2 separate regions of the Homo sapiens genome follow, and region 2 is linked to region 1. A link is a loop called in an ENCODE intact Hi-C map of the cell type or tissue named here. Cell type or tissue: mammary epithelial cell. All regions are shown on one strand. Each heading gives the region's core, and the rest is flanking DNA. Links, peaks and the distances in the headings are about the cores only.

Region 1 (12,922 bases), core at 2,744-10,743:
TAGTTGACTTTTTTTTTTTTAAAGGAAGAGGCAAATGACATTGCATTTTATTCCACTATAAATCTCAGGAGCAAAGCCTTAATTCATGTGACTATTTGGGATGGTTCTAGACACGTAGGTCTCTTCAAAATTTTAAAGCTCAGATCTGTCAGGACAATGACCTAGATTCCTCTTCAAGTTTGGTCCTGTAGGGCTTGTTGCCCCACACAGTATAATAGCAGTAGTCTTTCTACCTTGGCTTCTAGACAGACAAGCAGGCTAAGTTAGAAAAGATACACATTGTAGATGAAGATGAGCTTTTTTTTTTTTAATATTTCAAATGACTACATCTATAGGAGAGATATGATATGTAAGGCATAACCATAACAGAAGAAGAGTTAGGGTCAAGTCAAATAAGATCTAACTTGATCTTTTGCTGCAACTTGGTGATCTCCATGCAGTGGAGTTCCTGAATTTTAGGAACAGATCATTTTATTCTATTTTGCATGCATCTTCTAACAATTGTATTTTGAGGCACATTTTAGCATGACTTAACTAGTTTTTGAGGTCTCAAAGTAAAAACACTCCAAGGTACTTTAGGTTCTAAGTAAAGTTTCTCATCTTTTTATGACAATACTGTTGTTTTTCTCCTGTTAACTGAGTTCTCATAGACATGTTCTATGATATAGTTGGGACTCTTCCTCATGACCCCTTCAAGCTCATAAAAATCCATAATAGGCTGGGCGTGGTGGCTCACACCTGGAATCCCAGCACTTTGGGAGGCTGAGGCAGGCGGATCATGAGGTCTGGAGTTCGACACGAGCCTGACCAACATGGTGAAACCCCCTATCTGCTAAAACCCCATATCTATCAAATCTTACAGGTGCGTGGTGGTGCGCACCTGTAATCCCAGCTACTCAGGAGGCTGAGGCAGGAGAATCGCTTGAACCTCGGAGGTGGAGGGTGCAGTGAGCTGAGATCGTGCCATTGCACTGCAGCCTGGGTGACAGAGCGCGACTCCATCTCAAAAAAAAAAAAAAAATCCATAATAGTACTAAGAGTAGCCGAAGAGTAGCATTTCCCTGGTTTATTTCACTCATCCATATTTTGGAAGTTATTTCTCAAATACCCAAGTGACTTTTTAGGATAATATTTTTATTGCTCCAAAGCCTCGTCTTTTATTTCCTTTTCATTCTCCACAGATAACATTGAACATTTCCTGGGGGCCAAATTAATAATAATAAATTCAGTCATTAACATAAAAGGAAATGTAATTAAATTATTCTTTTAGGAAAGAAGATATAATGACATCTCAGGCCAGGAATTTTACACTAAAAATCATAACATATTTTGGAATTTCTCAAAGTACAGTTTAAAAAGATACATCAATATTATATAGAAATAGAATAGTCATACATAAACTTTGAGTTGATGTTATTGAGTGAGTTTCTGAGATTATACGCAGGGTTGGAGGTGAGACTTTCATGAAAGGTCGTTTTTACCGGTGATGAGAAAGCATCTATGGTAGTAAAATTGTGACTACTTTTTACTAAGTGTGAGTTATACTATGCACTTACGTCTTTAATGCCCACATCAGTTTCATAGGGATGTATTATGATCTCCTCTTCGTAAACTGGGAAATACAGGAAATACAGACTCAGGGAGGATAAGGACCCACTTAGAGCTAAATGGTATCTGGCCCACTGGGATTTGAACCCATCGCCTGACTATAGAGTCCTATGTTGTGCACCTCAGCAGGCAGACTCATAGTATTACTGACATCTCTCTAACACCATTGAGTGGGAGGAACCGTTCCAGTAAATCTTTTGGAGAGAAGCTAAGAGGGTCTTACAGAATGATATGATAGAAAATACATACTTTCAGCCAGGTGTGGTGGCTCACGCCTGTAATCCCAGCACTTTGGGAGGCTGAGGCAGGTGGATCACCTGAGGTCAGGAGTTCAAGACCAGCTTGGCCAACATGGCGAAACTCTGTCTCTACTAAAAGTGCAAAATTAGCTGGGTATGGTGGCACAGGCCCGTAATCCCAGCTACTCAGGAGGATGAGGCAGGAGAATTGCTTGAACCTGGGGGGAGGAGGTTGCAGTGAGCCGAGATCGCACCATTGCACTCTAGCCTGGGCAACAAGAGTGAAACTCCCTCTCAAAAAAAAAAAAAAAAAAAAAAAAAAAAAAAACTTTCTAGGTCCCCTTCTGAGTAAAGACGGCATACTCTTCTTCACCTATTTTATCCCATTCTTCACTCCATGGTGTTCTACCCTGTGCTGAAGAGCAGGTTTGCTTAGTTATAGAGTAGGTCAGTTATTACCAAGATCCTACTGTGTGCCACGGACATCTCCTAGAAGCCCAGCCAGTCCCTTGCTCATTTTCTTCCTGGTTCTTTAGGATAATCATGAAGAATTGTTTCTTACTCCAACTGGAAAAACAAAATTCAAAACCATATGCCCTGCTACTTAAAAGCCACTAAATATTTCATTATTTAATAGATGATACAAGTAGAAGTGAATTCTTGTTGTGCCATTATTATACAGAAAGCCAACATTTTCCTTGTGAATTTCTGATGATATTTTAACAGGGTGGTTCTAACTGGTCTCAGAATTTTTCTGAGGAATAATGCTATTTGTTGGAAAAAATACTTAGATATGCACTGGGGATAAGCGGATATTGAGACTTTTGTGTAGTTGTTAAGACTGTTTTTTGAGACGGAGTTTTGCTCTTGTTGCCCAGGCTGGAGTGCAATGGCGCAATCTTGGCTAACTGCAACCTCCATTTCCTGGGTTCAAGTGATTCTCCTGCCTCAGCCTCCTGAGTAGCTGGGATTATAGGCGACTGCCACCACGGCAAGCTAATTTTTCTTTGTATGCTTAGTAGAGACGGGGTTTCGCCATGTTGGCCAGGCTGGTCTCAAACTCCTGACCTCAGGTGATCCCCCCGCCTTGGCCTCCCAAAGTACTGGGATTACAGGCGTGAGCCACTGAGCCCAGCCTGAGTGGTTAAGACTTCTAGTCAACCTGAGAAAAGAACTTTTAAGTGTGCCAATCCTGGAGGCTTCAGTAAATTCTTCCACCATGTGACATTTGGTGCAAATGGACATCCTTGTAAAAACTGGTGAAGAGCTGGGTTTTACACTTAGGTGGACATGGGGCCAAATGAGGCAGCACGCAGGTATACAGAACAGGAGCAGAGAGGATCATGAGAGGAAAAGCAGTTGGGAATCCTTAGAGACCTTCAAGAGTTTAAATCTTTCCAGTCTGGCACTGGGCAGAAAAGTCCATTAGGCTTGATTCTTTCAGTTGCGAGTGAGGCTCAACTAATATCTGGATCTCAAGATAATTTATCAACAATGCCTCTCATGCTTAGCAACTCCCCAAACTTTTCTTTCCTATCTTTAATATGGAGTGTCAGCTCTGAATAGAAATTTCAACTTGTTCTCCCCCTTCTTGAGCTTTCAAATGTGAAGAAATTGACTCAGCAGTAGATCTATAGTTTTTGGTGGTGGGGGTTGGTGGGAGTGGGTACAGTGGACTGGGTTATCCCAGGAAAGATTTCACGGTTATAGAACACTTTAAAGTATAGGCACTGATAGTCGCAGGAGGAAACGGACAAAAAATGGCCTTAAAAAAAGATGACTCAGAATTCTGACTCAGAGGGATTGGGGCCAATTTCTGATCTCATCTTGGAGCTTCTTGAAGCACCTGGACTTTCCCTGAAGGTCTCCTACCTAAATTGGAGCTTAGACCACACCTGTCTGGCCCTGAGGGAATAAGCTGACAAGCACCCGGCCTGCAGTGGATGCAGCTGTTCTCATTAGATCAGACGTGGATCAGAGTGATAACTTTCTAGAAGCATAATTTACCATACATTACAATCAAGAATGACAAATTACAGTATGGTAAAGCACTTTAGAAACGACACAAACTTTCCCTGCTAAGGGAGCCAGCTCTGACGAACCAGTACAGTTGTGCTTGACAATAGCCCGCTTGACTTTAGGGACTGTTGTCCTATTACCTAGTGTTTTACAGATACCCCTGGCCTTAAGTTCATTTTGACCCAAACATAAAAACTCACTGTCAAGGAACAGATGAAATTTCCACAAATTGACTCAGTAATTTCATCTAGAGTTGCAAATTGAGTATTTCATAGAGGAGAATACTTGAAAGAAGAAATTGGCTGGAGGAAAATAATTTTACTTGAAGCTGTTTCTGATAGAGATTGAACACGGCTATTTTTTTAAACAAACCATTTTGCTCTTTGTACATTTAGAACATTTTAATTTAGTGAAGTAATCTGAGAAGAATGATAACCAGAGTATGCTTAAAAAGTATCTGACACTCAGCCAGGCACGGTAGGTCACACCTGTAATCCCAGCACTTTGGGAGGCTGAGGCGGGCAGATCACTTGAGGTCAGGAGTTTGAGACCAGCCTGGCCAACATGGCAAAATCTCGTCTCTACTAAAAATAAAAATACAAAAGTTAGCCGGGTGTGGCTGCAGGCACCTGTAATCCCAGGTACTCAGGAGGCTGAGGCATGAGAATCGCTTGAACCCAGGAGGCGGAGGATGAAGTGAGGTGAGCACGCCACTGCACTCCAGCCTGGGTGACAGAGTGAGACTCTGTCTCAAAAAAAAAATAAAAAGTATCTGAAACTATTTCCATTTCTCTCTCAAAATCTGCAGACAACCATCTGAGGGTGACTAGGTGAATAAATCTTCTTTAAGGTGCTCCTCTCTTTCCCAACCCCACATTTCTTCAACATTTGAAAATTCTCACAATAATGGGCCAGTTTCATAGCTCAGGGTGTTTGGCTCCAGGAATTTTTTACAAATCCATCCTCCCAGGGCTCACAGTGATCCTGGTAGGAAACTGGGAATGGGGTCAAGGGAGAAGAAAAGCAGAGCAGTGGCTCTCAATCTCACAAACTGCTGAGAGGAATGGGCACTCCGCAGACATTCCCAGGCCCCATCGAGACTGACCCAGATCCAAGAGCGCCAGTTAGCACCAGATTTGACTTCAGAATGACTCAACGGAGTTTCTGCCTCAAGGGGTTTAGCCCTGGAGAAAGGCACCAGGAGACTCCCTTCTTGTGACACGCCTCGCAGTCTCATCTCCTGTCCACTTCCCCTCCTGCTTGCAGCCTTACCTTCCCACTTGAATCTCCCCTGCACCCCCCTGAAGAGCGCTCCACTGTATTTTAATGAATCATCTGAGTGCTGTTAGGCCAAGTGGTGACTCAGTTTTTTGGCTATTGGGGATGGCAGGAGAGTTCTCTTAACTCAGTTTTGTGGATTTCTGTATGGTGGAAAATGGGAGGAGGTGGTGAAATCCTTAGTCTTAGTAGCACTGGTTAGGGAATTGCTACAGCAGGGGAGAGGTAGAATAGGGAAAAAAGCAGCTGGCCAGGGATAACCTTAGCCATGCACAAGGCAAGCTGAGGTTTGAGAAAAAACGGAAAAGTTGGGAGATGCTGGCACAGCTGTCCTTCATAACCGCCTTCACATCCGCTCTCCCTAGCACTGAAGCCTCCCTGCGCTTTGGAGTCCCTGGCAGAGACTGGTTTGGGCAGTCTTTCCAGTGAAATCTGGTGAGCTGTCTGCTGCTTTAGCCAAGGAGTCCTGCTACTGAATGACATAAACAGTTCCCTTTCTTCAAGGGTGAAAGTATATTGGTGTGTTCTAGCAAACCAAGCAAAACGTGAAAAATATTTCAATTTTTAGGTGGCATTTGGTCAAGTGATTGCCTATGTGGTCTTCAAAGAATGTCTCCACTGGGGATTGACTATCATGATGCCAGAATTTTCCAAATCCCTAGACTCTTGAAGATCTTTCTAGCTGCTATCATTTGAAAGCTTAGCAGATTGTTGTTTATATCTACACACCCGCATTCTTCAACATCAGCACTGCAGGCATTTTGGGCTGGAGAATTCTTTGTCGTCGGGGGGTGTCCAGGGCACTGTGGGATGTTTAGCAGCTTCTCTGGCTTCTACTCTCTAGTACACCCCTCTCCCAGTGGTGACAACCGAAATGTCTCTAGGCATTGACAAATGTCTTCTGAGCAGAAGCGCAGCTCTGCAAAGAGACTGTCTAGGATACTAGACTTTTCCTTTTTACTCACTCTCTTATCGCATGGTACCCCTAGCTATGTCTCCTTGCCCTGAGGGAACGTTCGATTTTTTTTTAAGGAAATTCAGGAGAAAATATTTTTTAATTCCACAAAAGAATTAATGCAGAATTGAGAGACTGAACTGATGATGATTTGGTATATAAGGGTTTGAAAGACCTCTAATGTTTAAATTAGGCTTGTTCCATGGATGTCCAGAGTGCCCTGGAAAGCATGACCCATTTGAACCCAGGAAGCAATCAGCTCTGCCACCAGGAGCACTGGGCAGCCATATGATCAGAAACTGGGTTTACAGTTCAAACCCAGTACTGGGTTCTAATCCATACTTGCACAATGATTCAGCTTACGTTTTAGCTTGGCAGTTCTAGAAATCTCTGGCTATCTCAGTTTTACCAGTTCTAAAGTAAAGAGAGGGATTCGCTCCTCCTCTCCCTCCCACAATTCCCAAATTAGTGATCAACGACAGCAAAACGAATTGGGTCCAGCATGTAGACAGTGGTGAATTCTGGACTTTGCTGGGCAAGGGAATCTCAAGTTGAGGCTCAATTGTGAGGTGTAACAAGGTGTGTAAAAAAAAACGTTCTCTATATTCTTAAGAAGGGAGTTGCTACATAAATTTGGGGCATATCTAATTCCTAATGGTTTACCAGGAGTTTGGGAATACTGGAATCAAGGGGTGAAGAGTCTCAGCTTTTCTTTTTTGTGGGGCCGGAAGTAGTAGCTTGATAGGCACTGCTTAGAAAGCCTTTTTTTTTTTTTTTTTTTTTTTTTAGGTCTCTTGAGGACCTGGAGAAGCGATGTAGTATACTAAAGATATCTTAAAGTGCTCAAACACTCTGGCTAAATAAAAATTTCTCAAGACATTTCTTTCCAACTCGAACAAAATTACCAAAATATGAGGACATTGGTAACATTTAAACAGCAACCTTAATAGACCTATAATAGTAAACAATACGACTGTATTTGGTTTGAGGGAAAGAAGTTTATCTAGCTAATGCTATTTTCCTGACATTCTACCAATGCAAAGGACCCTGGATCCAATACTTTAATATGTCATTGTGTGGAAATCTCAGCTCTGGCCTCTTAAGAGTACTAAGAAGATTCCCCAAGCTAACTCTGACATTGTTTGGGAAACTTGGCTCCTAAGAGCAGGCGTGGGCTGCTTGGTTCCACCCTGGGCTGGGGAGCTTTTCAACTGGTATTGTGTCCACAGGCTCCCTCAGCTGGTGTCTCCGAAAACGACAGGCTGCTCCTCATACTGTCCTGAGCGCTCAGAATTAAACTGATGGGGCCAGGGGCACACTCAGTGCCTGCGCTGGGGACTGGATCCCAGGCCCCCCTCTGTTTTCTCTTCTATCTAAGAGTGCCTTCGTGCATAGACATGACAGCATTGATGAGCTGTGGGATGGCTGCAATCCCTACTTCATAAAAAGATGTGGGTCAGTAGAGAGAGGTGGGAGGAGAGGCATAAGGCTGGTTGCAAATCTCTTTTCTGTGACCTGCCAGTATAATTGAAGCTACATTGTTAGTTACACCTCATCTATGAAATGGGTTACACCTCATCTATGAAATGGGTTAATCATTTCCTCTCCTACACGGACACACACACACACACACACACACTCACACTCATATATTCTCATGGTCACACACACACACTACTCATAAGGATGTTGTGAGAATTAAACAAGATAATGGTTATAAAACCACTTGATAAACTGCAATATGTCATAAAATTTTGAAACTATTGTTTTTGTTGTACATCATGAGCAGTATGTCCTGTGTTCCTACATCTTTTAGAGACCATTCAATACATTTGGAATCTATTACCAAATAGAAATAGTTTCCAAAACAAACATATCTATCTTCTTGTCAGTTAGAATTAGTCAAATTTTTATCATAAATAACTATTATTATATAAACCAGTTATATGGGAACTGGTGTAAAATAGCCAAGAAAGGGGGGAACTCTACTAGACATTCCAAATAAATGTGTAGTTTCTTCATGTGTGTGTGCATGGGTACTTTGTTGAGGGAATATTTTGCTCACCATTGGCCTAGAATAAATGTTTGTTAAATGAATGAAAGAAAATATACATTATATAATGACTTTCCATCAAACAGTCCCCCTCAAGTTTATCCATATTCTCAGCCATGGCAGGATTTTCCATCACACATGGTCCACATTTGAATGTTCATATTCAGAAACACGGCTGGGTGAAACTAAAGTTTACTCATTTTTGGATGGCAGAAACAAACCACAGATTGAAATAGAAGACATTGTAAGCAATGTGTCTGACATACTTGGTGACTAAGATAGAAAACAATTCCTTAGATGCCTTAAAAGTGACATTTATTTTATATATCCAACTTTTCATGAAGGCAATCACACAAATTAAGATTGTTAACACATACTCTAATGAAGGATTAAGTAGAAATTTAAATGGAAAGATGACAAAATCCAAAATAACAATTTTTGGTTGAGATCCAAGAAAGATGACTTATGAACACATTTCTTTGTTTAATGCCAGACCCAGTAAAAGTACCATCTTGGTTATCTGGCATCTGTTCCATGCCTATTGGCATTCTTAACGCACACTGTAATGATACAGTGGTTCAGCAGAGGGATGCTTACACTTTGTTGAAATCTGAATATATTAATTTTAATTGCTTTAAATTAAAACTGAAGACGAGGTAAAAAAAAAAAAAACCTGATGGTCTTAGAGTACTATATAAGCTGGTGCTAGATTTTACCTGATGTCTATACATAATGATTTCCAATTATGCAAAGCCACATTGGAATGGGACAAAATAAAAGTGGGATAGGGATAGAATCTGATATTTATTTGGTTCCTTCTTTGTGTTAGACACTTTATGTGCCATTTCATTAGCTTCATATGCACCCACGCACAGAGTTTCATGCTCCTTATTTCAGAGATGAGAAATTTTGGGCTCAGAAAATTTAATTGCATGTACTAGAACTGGTAGAGAAAAAATGGAAACTATGCCTTTCTTGGTGGTGGGGAATACCACCACCTCAGTTTGGATTGGAAGGTTGGAAGAAAGAAAAGATATCGAAGGAAAGTAGACCTGAGAACTAGGCTTGGTAAACAGACAAGGTCCCATTGGCCACCCAGCAGAGCAGAAGTATAGAGTAAAAGCACATTGGTAGGAAAAGAAAAATATTATCACAGATATCCCAAGGGCTGAGATGTGTAATATTTAGTCCATTAGTCCATTAGCCTTAAATGGAAAATAAATATTCTTTTCAAGTGAAGTAAATCTTGAGTCTCCCTCTTTATCCAACTCCATCAAACTGATTGGTGCACTGGAAATATTTCCAGAGGAACCCAGACTAGGAAATAAGTCTGGTGCATGAAGATGACGGTCTATGTAATCTAGAACCTTTCTACTCCAAGTGTGATATGCAGACCAGCAGTATCAGTACTCCCTGGGAGCTCTTTGTGATTGTGGAATCTCAGTCTCCAGCCCAGACCTGCTGAATCGAAATGTGCTTGGAAAACTCCTCAGGTGATTCGTATGCACATTAATGTTTGAGAAGCACTGATCTAGAATAAAATTTTTTAGTTTCAGCATCATCTATTCACTTTCACATACTTTTTAGATAATTATAAAGGATATTTCACTTTATTCATCCATACCATACACATAGCAAAATATTGTAGGAACAATATCTTAGATTTCACTGTTTCTCATCCTCCTAACTTTTCCTAATAAAACAAAAAGAAATGTCTCTGTATTTATTTTAGTTTTGTACATATTCTACTTGGTCTTTTCTCTTGTTCCTAAAGACTATATGATAAGTACATTAGGGCTGAAATATATAGAAGAGAGTTAAAGTCCTATCAGGGAGGGAAAATGAGAAAGTACGCTGCTAATAATGAGTATGCTGTTTACTCTTTTATTATCAACTCTAATAATTTCTTTGTCCCAGTACTTCCTGGCTTTCAATGAACAGTAAAGTACTGGAACCAAGGAATTTGTTCAATTAAGAGTGCAAAGCCTTTCATTTATCAGGCACTGGCTTAGGTTGGAGGCAACTATGCATATAACATTATATTTTCCCACAACAAAATACCAGCAAACCAAATTCATAGCATATTAAAAGGATCATACATCAGGATCAAGTGAGATTTCTCCCTGTGATGCAAGAATAATTCAACATATGCAAATCAATAAATGTGACATACCACATTAACAGGATGAGGGATAAATATTATCTGATCATCTCCATAGATGCAGAAAGAACATTTGACAAAATTAACTCCTTTCATAAGAATTCTCAACGAGATAGGTATCAAAGAAATGTTCCTCAATATACTAAAGGCATATATGACAAGCCCATAGCTAACATCATAAACAGCGAAGAAATGAAAGCTTTTCCTCTAAGATCAGAAATTCAACATAGTACAGGAGGTCCTAGCCAGAGCAATTAGGCAAGAAAAAGGAATAAAAGGGATTCAGATCACAAAAGGGAGAAGTCAAATAGTCTCTGTTCACAGATGATCTGATCTTTTATATAGAAAGCCCTAACGACTCCACAAAAAATCTGATAAACAAATTCAGTAAAGTAGCAGGATACAAAGTCAACATACAAAAGTCAGTTGTGTTTCTGTACACTAACAATGAACTATATGAAAAAGAAATTAAGAAAACAATCCCATTTACAATAGCATAAAATCAATAAAATACCTAAGAAGACATTTAATCAAGGAGGTGAAAAATCTGGACACACTGAGAACTATAAAACAGTAATGAGAGCAGTAAGATACTTGCATAAAAACAGACATATAGACCAATGAAACATAGTAGAGAACCCAGAAATAAACCCATACATATATGGACAGTTGGTCTTCAACAAGGGTGCCCAAATTACATAATGGGGAAAGGACAGTTTCTTCAATAAATGGCACTAGAAAAACTGGATATTTATATGCAGAAGAAGGAAAGTAGACCCTTACCTCACTCCACATACAAGGTCAACTAAAAGTGAATTCAAGATTTAAATGTAAGACATGAAACTGTAAAACTACTAGAAGACAACATAAAAAAAAACCTTGACATTGGTTAGGCAATGATTTTTTGATATGACCTAAAAAACATAGGCAACAAAAGTAAAAATAGTTAAATGGGATTGCATCAGACTAAAACCTTCTGCAAAGCAAAGGAAATAGTCAACAGAGTAAAGAGACAACCTAAGAAATGGGATAAAATATTAGCAAACCATAAATCTGGTAAGGAGTTAATATCCGTATATATAAGAAACTTAATTCAGTTGAGTTTACTGAGTAACTCAGTAACAATATCCCCAAATAACCCTACTTAGAAATGGGCAAAGGACTTGAACAGACATTTCTTCAAAGAAAACAAATGGCCAACAAATACATGAAAAAGCACTTGATATCACTAATCAGAGAAATGCAAATCAAAACAGCAATGAAATATGACCTCACACCTGTTAGAATGGCTACTATCAAAAAGACAAAAGATTAAGCGTTGGCAAGGGCGTGAAGAAAAGCAAACCCTTGTACACTGTTGGTGGGAATGGAAACTGGTGCAGCCATTATGGAAAACAGTATGAAGGTTGCTCAAAAAAAAAAATAGAACTAGCATAAAATCCAGCACAATCCTGCTTCCAGGTATATACACAAAGGAAATGAAATCAGTATCCTGAAGAGACATCTGCACTCCCACGTTCATGGTAGTGTTATCTACAACAGCCAAGATTTGGAAACAACCTAAGGATCTGGGTATTTTTTTTTAATATTGTAACTTTTATTTTAGGTGCAGGGGTACATGTTCAGGTTTGTAATATAGGTAAACTTGTGACTCAGTGGTTTGGTATACAGATTATTTTGTCACATGGGTACAAATCATAGTATCTGACAGTTTTTTTTTTTTCCTGAACCTCTCCCACCTCCAACCTTCTTCCCTCCAGTAGGCCCCAGTTTCCATTGTTTTCCTCCTCCTGTCCACATGTTCTCATTTTTTGGCTGCTAATTATAAGTGAGAACATGCAGTATTTGGCTTTCTGTTCCTGTGTTAGTTAGCTAAGGATAATGGCCTCTAGCACCATCCATGTTCCTGCAAAGGACTTGATCTCGTTTTTTTTGGCTGCATAGTATTCCATGATGTATATGTGCCACATTTTCTTTATCCAGTCTACCACTGATGGGCATTTAGGTTGATTCCATGTTTTTGCTGTTGTGAATAGTGCTGCAGTAAACATATGCATACATATGTCTTTATAGTAGAATGATTTATATTCCTTTGGCTATATACCCGGTAATGTGATTGTTGGGTCAAATGATAGTTCTGTAGTTAGTTCTTTGAGGAATTTCCATACTGCTTTCCACAATGGTTGAAGTAATTTATACTCTCACCAGCAGTGTATAAGCATTTCCTTTTCTCCACAACTTCACCAGCACCTGTTATTTTTTGTCTGTTATAGTAGCCATTCTGACTGGTGTGAGACGGTATCTCACTGTGGTTTTGATTTGCATTACTCTAATGGTTAGTGATATTGAGCATTTTTTTCATATGCTTGGTGGCCACATGTATGTCTTCTTTTGAAAGTTGTCTGTTCATGTCCTTTGCCCATCTGTTGATGGATGCATGGATAAAGAAAATGTGATACACACACACACACACACACACACACACACCACAGTGAAATAATATTCAGTCTTTAAAAAGAAGGAAATCCTGCAATTTGTGACAACATTGATGAGGCTGGAGGACATCATCTTAAGTGAAATAAGCCAGGCACAGAAAGACAAACATGGCA
Region 2 (12,922 bases), core at 1,880-9,879, 71 kb before region 1:
GTTGACCTCACCACATCCGAATAGCAGTCAAACCTACATTTTCAAACAGGGCACATTGCCATTGAGCTTATCAAAGAAGAATATGCTTACAGATGAAGAAAGGACTGAACAAATAGTTTAATATCGGCCACAGTTTGTGCTTTAAAATATATATGGAGAGAGGCTTATAGACTTTCACCAACTCAAACTGAAGTGCATTTAAAAAGCATAAAATTAAACTGAAAATAATCTAGTTAGTGCATATATGAGAAAAGGAAATCTGCCTCATCCACTCTTCATGTAGCTGATTAAAGATGCATCACCTTCTTGTCTAAACTAACAGAATCTTAGAGTTTTGAAGTTTGGCACCACACATTGGACGAGATGGGTGTGCTACAGTCATGTTTGTTTAGTTCAGTTTCTCAAAGGTCATAATTCCACCAGCTTCCTGGCAAAGAACTCAAAACATTTACTATTCTCTAAAGAGGTAAATGGGAGGAGATCTGTTGGTTAAATTTTGACCTCTTGAAATTTCTCTCACATTAAATTCTTGTTGCTGGTATCATTTAGGGAAAGAGATACTAGGGTGACAAGCTAAACAGTGAAACATACAAAATAGGATGAAGTATAGGTTTGGTAAATGCATGGCACAGGCAAGGACACTATCCCCCTTCTTCCTGTGGCAGACATCACTCACTCATCAGAATGTTCTTTGCTAGTGAGACAGAATGTCTGAGAATCCTCAGCACAGCTGTTTAAGGCTACAAAGCAACTAAAGTTGAAGGCTGAAATGAAACACATTTGCCATCCTCAATTTGATCTCTTTCTAGGGGATACATTCTCACTTTCCTCCAGATCCTGAAAGCCCTGTTTAATTGCTATGGGCTAAGAGTGGAGAGGGGTTTTGATTGAGAGAGGAGTGTGGGTGGAATGTGGCTAAGAGAGAATCCACTCAAGTAAAATTTGACTTGAGAACCCCCTCGGACATTTATTCATTCCATTTTGAATACCTGGAAGCCTTTTATCTAGTGAATAGTATCTGGGTAGCATATCAAAAAATTAAAATCTTATTATCTACATTCCCATTCTGAACTTCTGATAAATTTCAACTTCAATCACATTTTTTATTTTCTGCCATAAAATCATAAAAATATGTAATTATGATCTCATAATTAGGATGGAAAGATCATACAATATTTGGGAACAATGACAATTCTTAAGGACTTATAAAAATTCAAATTAAGGGAAAGAGAATATTTATTGAATGCATATTATATGCAAATATGACCTTATTTTATTTTCACAAGTACCTTGTGAAGTAGTTGTCATTATATTTTTAGATACAGCAACTCTCATTTATCTATAGCAATTAAAAATAAGAACACAAACAATAAAAACCACGTAGTCTCCAAAATTTCATTTTCCTTAATGCTTTTGGCTTTCATCTTTCATCAAAACATGTATCTATGGATAGACACATGTTTTAACAAAGCCTACTGATTCTTCCTCTTTAATTTCTAGTGCAGCTGTTAAATAGCTATGTAATTGCCACACAAACAAGGAGCTGAGGGAAACTGGAGAGCCAAACCTTGCAAAATTAGTGGGCATGGTACATGCCCCTTCAAAAGAATTAAGTTGCTAATATAAGAATAAACCAGTTGGGACTGGCTGTCAGATTTCAAGACCATAAACAGCGTATGAAAATTACCTTGTACTAATTGGAAATAAAATGTAAAAGGATTAGAAGATCTAGTCATACTCATTCATTCATTCATTCATCAATCAATTATTCATTCATTCATCAAGGGGCTTTTTTCACTTCAACCGCAATGCAGGAATCGACTGGAAGCATAGATGTCAGCTAAGCCAGGTTTCTTAGTTCATGAGACTAGTAGCAGGGGCTAACGGAGAAGAAAATCCAATTGTAGACATAAGGAAATACAATGACTATATTTTACCTAATGAGCTTAGATTTTTCCATCACATAGAAACCTGTATTGCACCAGGCATGGTGGCTCAAGCCTGTAATCCCAGCACTTTGGGAGGCCGAGGCGGGCAGATCACAAGGTCAGGAGTTCAAGCAAGACCAGCCTGGCCAGCATGGTGAAACCCCGTCTCTACTAAAAATACAAAAATTAGCCGGGCATGGTGGTGCATGCCTGTAGTCCCAGCTACTCAGGAGGCTGAGGCAGGAGAATGGCGTGAACCCGGGAGGTGAAGGTTGCAGTGAGTCAAGATCGTGCCACTGCACTCCAGCCTGGGTGACAGAGCGAGACTCTGTCTCAAAAAAAAGGAAAAAAAAAAAAGAGGAAGAAGAAAGAAACTTGTACTGCTTCAAAAATCTTTCAAAGTTGGGTATAGCTTCATACTTACAGATTAAGTTTCTTTGGATATAATACTCAAGTTGAAGTCAATTTGTTGGAGAGGAGATAATATTCTCCAGTATTGAATTTTCCTTGTTCATAAAGGATTATAGTACATAAAAGGAAAAAGGATTGTAACATTATAGTTCTGTAAGATGGCATATTTCTTTATACTATTCTGTGCTGGGATTTTGAAATTGTTTTTTATAAATATGTATACGTACACATACATATGTGTGTGTGTGTGTGTATTGTTGTTGTTGCATAATGATTCCTCCCTCCCCGTAAGGATTTTCCAAACATTCCAGCTTAAAAATTAGATGGTGCCAAAAATTCAAGGATCACATTATCGCACTAGCAGGATGTGGCTGGATTGAAATTCAAGAAGATGTTTTACATGAAAATGTTCAATATGTAATTGTTCACTTTCTACATTTCAAGGTGAGGTTAAATGTGACTGCTGACTTGGTCTGAGTCCAGTTGTTAAAGGAGAGTGGCTGCATCTGTCCACAGTCCTAGGGCCTTTTTGGTTAGGGATCAAAGGGTCAGGAGGATAATTAAAATCAAGGGGCTGCAGCTGCTTCAGACCAAATGGCTGTCCTTGAAAACCACCAGTCACTTCCATTCTTGGGTGGTGTAAGAACATTTAAAAATTCACCTCCCTGACGTGGTCTACTAATATCTTTCTCTTGTGATCCTGGCAACTGGCAGTGGGGCTCTGAACTGTATACTGGAGCTGCAGTACACATCTGGGAATGCTCAGAACACTCCGATTCTCCAAGATAGGGTCATGGGTGTTGATTTTTATGATAATAAATTCATGATTAATGAAAGGAACCAACAAATCACTGCAAAGTCTAAGATACACTTTCTAGTATAGACTACAAATAGCTTATGTTAAAAAATCACATATGGCATTGCTTGGCTTACAAGTTGACTAGCAGTATCTATTTTAATACTAACACTTAGCAGGAAATATAGATTTTATGAGTGACAGTTTCTTTTGGCTATCTTTATTTTATTGAACCACAACTACGTATCATGAAAATTCTCTGTGCACTGTATTTTAAACATGTGGCTTTTAAAATGAAACAAATCTGACTTATAACGCTTATAAAGTTTCATCAGTGAATCTTGGCTAATGTTCTCCAACTTTGCTAAGCAAAATGGTAAATGTTAAAAGCCAGTTAATGGAAACAATCAGGTGCTTATTAAATAAAAGCCTTTAAAAACTGTTGAGTCTTTATTTTCTCCTTTAAATCAATTCCTTTATGCTCAAGGGGAAACAAGGTTATGTTGAAAGATGTCTCTCCATTTCTTCCTCACAACTTCACTGATTTGTGCTTCCTGACAAAATGTATCTTCAAAGGGATGTCACGGGTGATTTCAGGATGGCAAATTTAGCCCCCAGCTGCCTCCTCCTCCCAAAGCACATGCAACCACATGGCTTCATGAAGTCCATACTTGAAGAAAACTGAAGCAACCAGTTTCTGTAATGGTATAATAATGAAAATAAAGGGTAGGAAAAAACCCCAGAGAGATAAGTGCTTCAGCAATGGTTATATTTTCCAGGTGTTCCTTTTCCTCAAAGGAATGGCAGTGGTCTGCCACGAACTGGAGAACCACCAAAACGAAATTTGAAAGTGATGCCCAAGATAAGTTTTGTTGCTGCCTAAGCTCCAAGTCAGGCCATCTATAAGTATTGCATTTCATACATCCACAATGAAACACTAATTAATTTTTATGGAGTATTTTTTGTCTGGTCACCAAAGATTTCTTAATTTTTTACATGTGTTCACATTAACCACATGACACACTATGTTTATTCTGTCATGTGGACTTATAGGCAGACCGAAGTGAAATTAATCGTTGTCTAAATTTACTATGGCTATAATTTCATGACTGCTTAGCTCGAAGGCCAATAGCTAAATTTGTGTGGACAACAGATGTACTTTAACCTTATGGCCCCAAAGAGACCAATAAATAGATTGGCTTTTTGAAATTCAAAGCCCAGGAAATAATAAAATAGAATTTGAACCAAAACCAGATTCATGTCTAGCAAGTCTTTCCTCAAATAACCACTTTATCTCCTAAGGAAAAAGGATAAAATAGAAGGATGGACCAGCCCAGATAAAACTCAACTACAAAAATGATTTTATCTTGCCTTTTTTTTTTCTTTTTGACCATGAGAGGTAGCTTAGTGTCTGACACTAGGAATATACAGATATTTATTTACCATCTTTTAAAAACAAATACAGGCTGGGCATGGTGGCTCACGCCTATAATCCCAGCACTTTAGGAGGCCAAGGTGGAAGGATCACTTCAGCCCAGGAGTTAGAGACCAGTCTGGGCAAGATGACAAGACCCTGTCTCTACAAAAAAAATTTGAAAACTAACTGGGCATGGTGGCACGTGTCAGTAGTCCCAGGTACTCAGGAGGCTGAGGTGGGAGGATCACTTGAGCCCAGGAATTCGAGGCAGCAGTGAGCTATGATTGTGCCACTGCACTCTAGCCTGAGTGACAAAGCAAGATCTCATCACAAAAAAAAAAAAAAAAACCAAATAAAAACCCACCACCAACAAAAAACCAAAACCTATAAAAATAGATAAGTGAAATCTACTAAATATCTGTGCTGCCAGAAGCTATTAAAATCTTAGATTGCTTCTAATATTTTCCTCATTGTTGATGCAGTGGAAAGGACCTAGGACTTGGAGTCAGCAGTTCTGATGAAGCAGCCTCATTGTCTGGGGTAAATACCTGGGGTTCGTCGTTGTTTTGCACCAAAAAGATGAAGGACATGGACACACACAAGGAGTGGGTTTAGAAGCAAAGGTTTAATAGGCGAAAGAAAGATAAAGGAGAACAGCTCTCTCTCTTTTTTTGAGACAGAGGGGCTCCCGAATGGGAGTGCACTGGATTTTATAGGCAGGTTTGAGGTGGTGGTGTCCGATTTACGTAGGGCCCACAGATTGGTTGGACCAGGTGTGACGTTTTGGGAAGGCTGGCCACCCCACCCTAATCTTATTATGCAAATGGGCTTTCCACTTGGCTAGCCCATGTCATCTGCTCCTTACTGTACATGTGGCTGGCAAAGAAAAGGGAAGGTGGAGCTGCCATTTTGAACATGCCTAGTCTCAGGTGCCTGTTCCTATTGGCACAACTGCTGGCATTCACCCATGCAAGCTTCCCGCTTGCTTGTCTGTGTCTGCAGCTCAATTTTACAGGCTGCTCGTTAGTATAATTTTGGGGCTGCTTTTCATTAAAAGGAAAACCTTACCAAGGACTCCTATACCCTCACTATCTGCCTAAATAATTTCTTCTTAACTCTTATATCACTGAGTTCCAGTTTTGCCTGGTCCATAGATCAACTAAGTTGACTGTGGTCCAGTCAGTCTCTCATTTGGGGTTATAGTTTCCTTATTCGTGAAATGCAAGGAATGGGCTAAGACTAGAGTTTCCTCAAATGTGTACCAAGAAACTAGTTCTGTAGCAAGTTGACAGATAACATTGAAAAGGTTTCTGTGGCCAAATAGGTTTACCAAGCACTGGGTTAAACAAAGTTAAACATCTGTCAGAAAGTTAAACAGAACTTTTTAGAGCTCTGTGCCAATATACACTGAATTTCTGAGAGAGAAATATGGCAGGCATCATTCTCAATCTTACTGGACCATGGAACATGTGTTCTGTGAATCATGTTGAAGGATCAGTGTTCTGGGAACACATTTTGAAAACACTGGGTTGGATTATCACTAAAACCTCATCTGGCTCTATGGTGGTGACATTTAATACCTAGCATACATTTTACAACTAGCTTTTCCAGAGCTTATGGCAGACATCAGTAATACGGCAAGCCCTATATCCCATTGATCCCCAACTCGGTTTCAGAGTCCTTCTCCAGTGATGCTAGGGGCAGCCACTACCAACCAATTAGTGTTGGCCCCTGAGTTGAAACATATTTGCTATGCCTGTTTTAACAGTCTATGTTTACGTATAATTTTCTTACACAGGAATTAATGTGAAATGTTGATTTCTAATCTCTCACGTATCCTTGACCGTTAATTCCAAGAATTTTCTGTTTTTTTAAATAAGCTGCCATTTGGGCATGGCACATGAAAATACTGGATTTCCCCCCACAATCTGGATATGCAGGGTAAACATATATTGCCCAAGCCGGGACATTTCTGAGGATGAAATAAATAGGTAACCATTGATAATTATAGGAATAAATAATAACTGTTTCGGGTAAACTAGGATGGGCAGTTGTCCTACTTACAGCTCATTGCAAGAGCAACTAAAAAATGTCGTTTTGGCACTAATGAATATTATGGCTTTTTGCAAATGTGACTCATTCCCATGAGTAGACAGGAGTACATTTCACAATACGTGAAGGAAAAAAAGGTTCCCACCCCATCTGTCACTCATTCACAAATTCTCAAGTTACACTTGTTAGCTAAAAAAATAGATTCATCCTCACCAATTCCCTATGCAAGTACAAAAATAAGTCAGCATGACCTGACAAGCCACACTTCAAAGTTACCTACATTGTGAAAATTTGTATTGAATGCTTTCAAGGCTCCAAAGCGTTGGGGGTGGGGGGTGGGGGGGTGGAGAATGGATTATAGAGAGCTGAGAATGAGAAATTGCATACATAAATCAGCTAGAGGTGCACATTCAGCTATTCTGTTGCTACAATTACAGCAGGTAATTATTAGCTATTGTTGTAACTTGGATTACATTCCAAATGGGATAAAATGGGAGATGCTTTATCAGACAATGCTGTCAGTCTTCTGTGCATTTGGAACCTGTCCACTGAAATACAATGATCCCCTCAGAATTATGAAACTCCAAAGGACTAAAGTCAAACTAGGCAAAGGGGCCACAGCTCCTATTGGTGTCTTCGACTCTATGGAATTGCAGAAACCCACGTAAAACAGTTCATGTACGGACTCCTAGAATGCCCAGCAGTTAGTTCTTTGCATTTAACAAACAATTACATCCAATACAACTTTTTTCCTTAGCAATGGAAGAACTTTCCCCAAAGTCAAAGGACAGGAGATGTCCCTCAAAATTTCCCCGAGTTCATTAGTGAAACCCCCAGTTCCTTGCCTTAATCTATGTAATCACGACTAAGAATATGGGAGGAGAAAACTGAATGGAAGAAGAGATTGAGAATGAGAGGAAAATGCCTTACTTTTGGAAAAAGCTAAAACTTTAGAATTCAAAAGGCTTCGCTTCTTTATTTTTCATCTGTTCTCCAAATGATGCTTCAGTTGGTTGAGGCTCCCTCCACAGAGCCAAGTTCAATTGCTCAGGGCAAGGAGGACAGCCAGATTTGGTGGTGATTCTGTCAGAGGCTGAGGAAGAGCCTCCCTTTGCAGAGTCCTGGCTCTAGTCTAATCTAATGGTGTTCAAATGTGGCTAGTGTGGTCTCTGAGGAACCACAAAACAGGCATCTCAAACAGGGCATGAGTGCACACGAACTTAAAACTGTAAACTGCCCCGTCAGTCAATAATTGTATGTACAGAAATGGATTCACTTTCTTTTTCAAGGGTTTTCCCAGCTAACTCCTTTCAAAGCCACCCTCCTTCCCGAATGCTTTTCCCTTGTTCTTATTCTGTGTTCCTTCTAGAAGTTCATGTTTAGAGGTCAGCTTTCCAAGGAGAGCTATGATAAATGAAGTATCCACTGAGGAGAGAACTCTTTTAATTTGATAATGAAACATTAGAGGTAGAAGGAATTATATTCTTAGCAGGTAGCACTTATGGACCTTGCACCAACTATTCTGGCTAAAATTGTGAATGTCTTCATTTTTTAAAAAAGTGAAATTACACTATTACACACACACACACACACACAAGTAGCCATATACATATATGCCTGGATTTAACATCTGACACACTCCTTGAATCAAGTTCCTGAAAGATTTGCAAACATTCTGCAAATGCTGCCTCCTTTTCTTGTTCTAGTTACACAGGTAATTCTCTAAGTAACACCTGTCCTCCTCCCAACCATTTTGATCAAATACATACTTTTGACTGTGTAGACAAGTGAGCTGTTGTCCAAGAAGGCTGCCTCCACTGCTTCCCCTGAGAGCCTGGTTATGCAGAGCTGCAGCAGAGCGGGGAGGGGCCTCAGGTGTGTGAGCAAGAACAGGAAGTCAGGACTAATTACACCTTGTTTTATTTGGCCATTTGAATAACGAATAAAATGCCATGTTTCATTTCAGTTGGTTTTTCACAGCAAATTGCCTAAGGCTGACATTTCATTCTATTAATAATAGACTAGATTTTGTTTTTAAAAGTAGGAAAACTAATGTTATCACTTGATACAGATTTAGATCTTTTTCTTTGAAAAATACAGTTTTCGTTATGTCATGATGAAAATGTTCTTCTTTCTGACACAATTAGAGCCTCACTACCTGGCTACAGTCCATCATTTTGTGCTTATATCCTGTATGCCCTAAAGCAACTGTGATCTCACAATGCACAACTTTTAAAAATTGGCTTCAGAGGCACTTAGAGACTTGGCAAAAGACAAAAAAATACACATAACACCCCTTCCCTCCTCCCCAAAAAAAACAACTCTAAAGCTATTACATGGTGTGGTGGGGAAGAGGTGGAATTAGAAAAAAAGGATTTAGCATATGATATTTACTAGTTGCAGGAAATTATAATCGTTCCTTTGTTTGCATAAGCAAATAAAAATGTGTATTTTTGTGTTTAAAATTATCACTGATGAGCCATGTGTAGTCCCAGCTACTTAGAAGGCTGAGGTTGAAGGATTGCTTGAGCCCAGGAGTTTGAAGCCAGCCTGGGCAACACAGTGAGACTCTGTGTCTTAAAAAAAAAATAACTGATCTCATGCCTGTAATCTCAGCACTTTGGGAGGTCGAGGTGGGCGGATCATGAGGTCAGGAGATCGAGACCATCCTGGCTAACATGGTGAAACCCTGTCTCTACTAAAAATACGAAAAATTAGCTGGGCATGGTGGCGGGTGCCTGTAGTCCCAGCTACTCAGAAGGCTGAGGCAGGAGAATGGCGTGAACCCGGGAGGCAGAGGTTGCAGTGAGCTGCACTCCAGCCTGGGAGTCTCCAGATGAGACTCTGTCTCAAAAAAGAAAGAAAGAAAGAAACAAACAAACAAACAAGCAAACGATAATGACTATACGTGTTTGCTGTGAAGGAAAAGAACAGCATACTCAAAGGTTGTCTTGTGGATCAATGTTCTAATTATCAGAGCCCAATATGTGTATAGCCGAAGAGCTAGATAATGTGATTTCTGCCTCAGCCATATCTCTCCTTGGGGTTGCCAAGAACTGTCTGTCATAAGGAGGACAGGTCAACAGCTTTCAAGTCTGTGTACATTGTGAGAAAGTGTTTCCCCACTACCTTACCATTCTGGCAATTTATAGATGTTGGGAAAATTAAAAATTAATCTGTACTAGAAAAAGGTGGAGAGGTCCATCCTATATGTAAATACTATTTACACACCTGCCTTTTTGCAATTCCTTTGGGCAAGAATGATCATAGTCTCCCTATAGCCTTTAGTGTTCCACTGATCCGCTGTTTTTCCAGGTTGTTTGAAATTGGACGTAAAAATAGTTGTCTGGGTACTATGTTAGGTCTATGTTGAAGGAATTAAAAAAAATTCCCTGAGGTTTCTTATGGCTAAAATTATTCCATATGTTCAAAGATGAAATAGATCAAAATGGCTTAGTGAGTTCCCTGTCACTAGATGCTCTGAAGAGGAAGAAATAATTGACAGAGGTGTTGTAAAGAAAATTCAAGAACTAGATGGATGATTCCTTGAGGGACTACGATGACTGGTGCTATCATTTTTCTTTTCTTTTAGCAAGCATGACAACTGACGGCTGAAAGTGGGACAAATCATCTAATGCCTGGTGTGCTGAACACTAAAGAATGGCACAGTCCTCTTAATTATGATGCATTTATTAGATTAGGCTAATTTAATTAAGATAATGCTGGAGATTTCCAGGGGCTTTCTAATTAGGATGGTTTATTGGGGACACACTAGCTGTAAAATGGAGCTTAGATTCAGCACACACACACAAAAATACTATGATGTTTCCCTGTTTGCATCACAAAATATATTTTAAATAATGCTTTCATTCTTTGAACGAAAACCTGAATCAACATCTCACATTTCCTCTCCTAGGAAAGCTTTCTAAACTTAATCATATTCATTCGTAACTTCCTTTGTACTAAAGTTTCCAATGTTTCTTCCCAAGGTTCATGTTTTAGCCTTATTTCATTGACGTAGAACCTCTAACTTTAAAATGTTTGTGTTAACCTGCACGTTGTGCACATGTACCCTAGAACTTAAAGTATAATTAAAAACATATAAAAAATAAAAAAATAAAAATGTGTTAGAAAATTACATGCTAAATTCAGATCCAATGTGGTGTAATTTAATTTTTCAAAGGCCCATTTGAGAGCTTTGAAGAGATTTTTAAAACGCTATTTAACCAAAGAATCAGTTTCATGAAATTTATTTTCACATGTACATATTTTGGTAGTTTCCTGAATATCCCACCCCTTCCTCCATTTTTATATCCTTTCTGATTTTTCAGCATTCTTCTTGGGGAAGAATCTCATGCTTATCACCTATAGAGTAAAGAAAATCATGATTTCTGCTTGGGATTGGTGCACACATAAGACTATCTGTTGGGAAAGGAAAGTGCTTTTCACTGCTCAAGGAACTCTCTGCCATGGTCACGCGGTATGTGACGCTTCACAAGCGACATCTGCCCCTCAACATTTTAACCCTCAGAGCCTACCCTCCTGAGAGGGTGTGGAGTGTTGAATCTGCCTCTGCCCCACCAGCTATGCTCAGTGTTGAGAAGCCAAAACAAAAACAAAGCAAACAAACAAATACAAAAAAACTAAAGGAAAACCAGTCCCTCAGTTGGTTGTACAGAATCACTATTTTTAGCTATTCACTTTTGTTCAAAAACAATTCTTTTCAATAAGAGATAAAATTTGCATTTTTGTTCAAGTAAACATAACATGCAGATATTCATGGTTATAACCTCTCATTTTTCTTCTTTACTCTCATGTCACTGAGGAGGAGGAGTAGAAATTCTTCCCTCCTCCCCTACCTCTTCTTCTTGTAAAGCATCATTATGTCATTGTGATTTCTAAGTGGCTAAGAACTAAAGTACTTAATAGCTCTAAAATTCTGCTGGGATTAGAGGTTTTCTGGCCAGTGACTAAAGAGCTAACCTTGCGGGGGGGAAAAAAAAAGAGTTCCATCTTCAGAGATTCTGTTTTAATTGGTCCAAGGTCGGGCTGGGCTTTTTTGTTTGTTTAATTGATACATGGTGACTGTTCACACTTCTAGGGTGTAAGTGTTACTTTGATGCATGTTTGTGACAGGTAGTGATCCAGTTAGAGTGACTGGAATGTCCCTCACCTCAAACATTTATCATTTCTTTGTGTTGGGAACATTCCAGATCTTAAGGAAAAAAAAAGAGCTAACCTTGGATGTTACAAAGAAAATGTTAAATCTGTTGCCAAGCCATTTACTGCAATGTTAAAAGCTAAAAGAACCAGTTTGCCCAACACTCTTGAGCCTAATAACTAGTATACTGAGGAGGTGGAACAGCCTTCTAACACTGCTTTAGAAGTGATTTATTGATCCCTGCGCAATAATTCTTTAGCGATTCATATAACCAGAATTTACAGATTTAGTCCTAACCTCAGGAAAAATTGACTTCATTCTTGAACCTTTTGCCTTCTTGCATCAATCTTGGAATTACAATTAGCTAAGTTTAATTACGATCCTGAAAAGGCACTTTCCAAACCCCTTGTGAGCAAAATCTGATTTTCTAAAGTTTGGATTATATCACTTAGTCTTTAGAAAGCCATCTGTAAATACATTTATGTATTTAGCAAATAATATCATCAGATTGTACATATTTTACATAAAGGAGGAAAGAAAGGGATATTCAGAAAGTACTATTATACTTGGTAATACTGTTATACACATATGATATGCATAGGGCAAGAGGGTTCTTGGTGGAGATGGTGGCAGGGTATGGGTACAGTTTTCCAGTTGGGAGCTATGTGAACATCTAAAAGGAAAATGAAGATATTTAAAATACAAGCCAAAACTCATAATATTGAAAATTGCTATAACCAATGTGGGAATATAATTTGGTGTAAGCTGTTAAAAAAAGAATTTGACAAAATTTAGGATACATATACAATTGACCCAGCAGTTTCATTTCTAAGAAGTTGTGCTTAATTTACTCACAAAAGGACACAAAGACACAGGAAAGACAAGAATGTTCATTTCAGCACTTTTCACAAAGGAAAACTTGGCCTAAATGTCCATCAAAAAGGAAACGGCCATTATGGTATCCTGCATAATGAAATACTATGCAATCTTTAAAAAGAATGTTAGACGCAGCTGTCAACAACACATCGTAGACTAACTGTAGACTTCTATTCTATACCATCGTGGTTTCACTGAACAATATATTTTTGGAGGGTTGTAACTTATCTTGAGAGGAGGGACAGAGGCTGAGGGAAGAAGTTAGAGAAAAACTTTAACTT

What was found. A loop is a pair of places that touch in the nucleus more often than their neighbours do. Peaks named below come from ENCODE experiments on the same cell type or tissue, not always from the same donor. Only the 100,000 strongest peaks of a DNase experiment are listed, where the experiment ranks them.
Region 2: it touches region 1 in a loop (4-fold over the local background); 4 of 110 quality-filtered maps call a loop at or near these places.

What each region holds. Positions count from the first base shown.
Region 1 is chr4:168,580,118-168,593,039 of GRCh38, reverse strand. The region is part of intron 2 of PALLD (palladin, cytoskeletal associated protein); the gene reads right to left. All of the region lies in intron 1 of LOC124900807 (a long non-coding RNA gene), which reads left to right. Among named protein-coding and RNA genes, the nearest start is that of PALLD-AS1, 62 kb to the left of the region's middle. In mammary epithelial cell, for the core only: a CTCF peak has its summit at 7,332; DNase peaks (open chromatin) are centred at 3,719, 5,099, 5,529, 7,299 and 1 weaker place; H3K4me3 peaks cover 269 bases; H3K27ac peaks cover 5,903 bases.
Region 2 is chr4:168,650,264-168,663,185 of GRCh38, reverse strand. All of the region lies in intron 2 of PALLD (palladin, cytoskeletal associated protein), which reads right to left. All of the region lies in intron 2 of LOC124900808 (a long non-coding RNA gene), which reads left to right. Among named protein-coding and RNA genes, the nearest start is that of PALLD-AS1, 8.1 kb to the right of the region's middle. In mammary epithelial cell, for the core only: no CTCF peak of the experiment used is centred there; DNase peaks (open chromatin) are centred at 6,735 and 8,475; H3K4me3 peaks cover 885 bases; H3K27ac peaks cover 2,779 bases.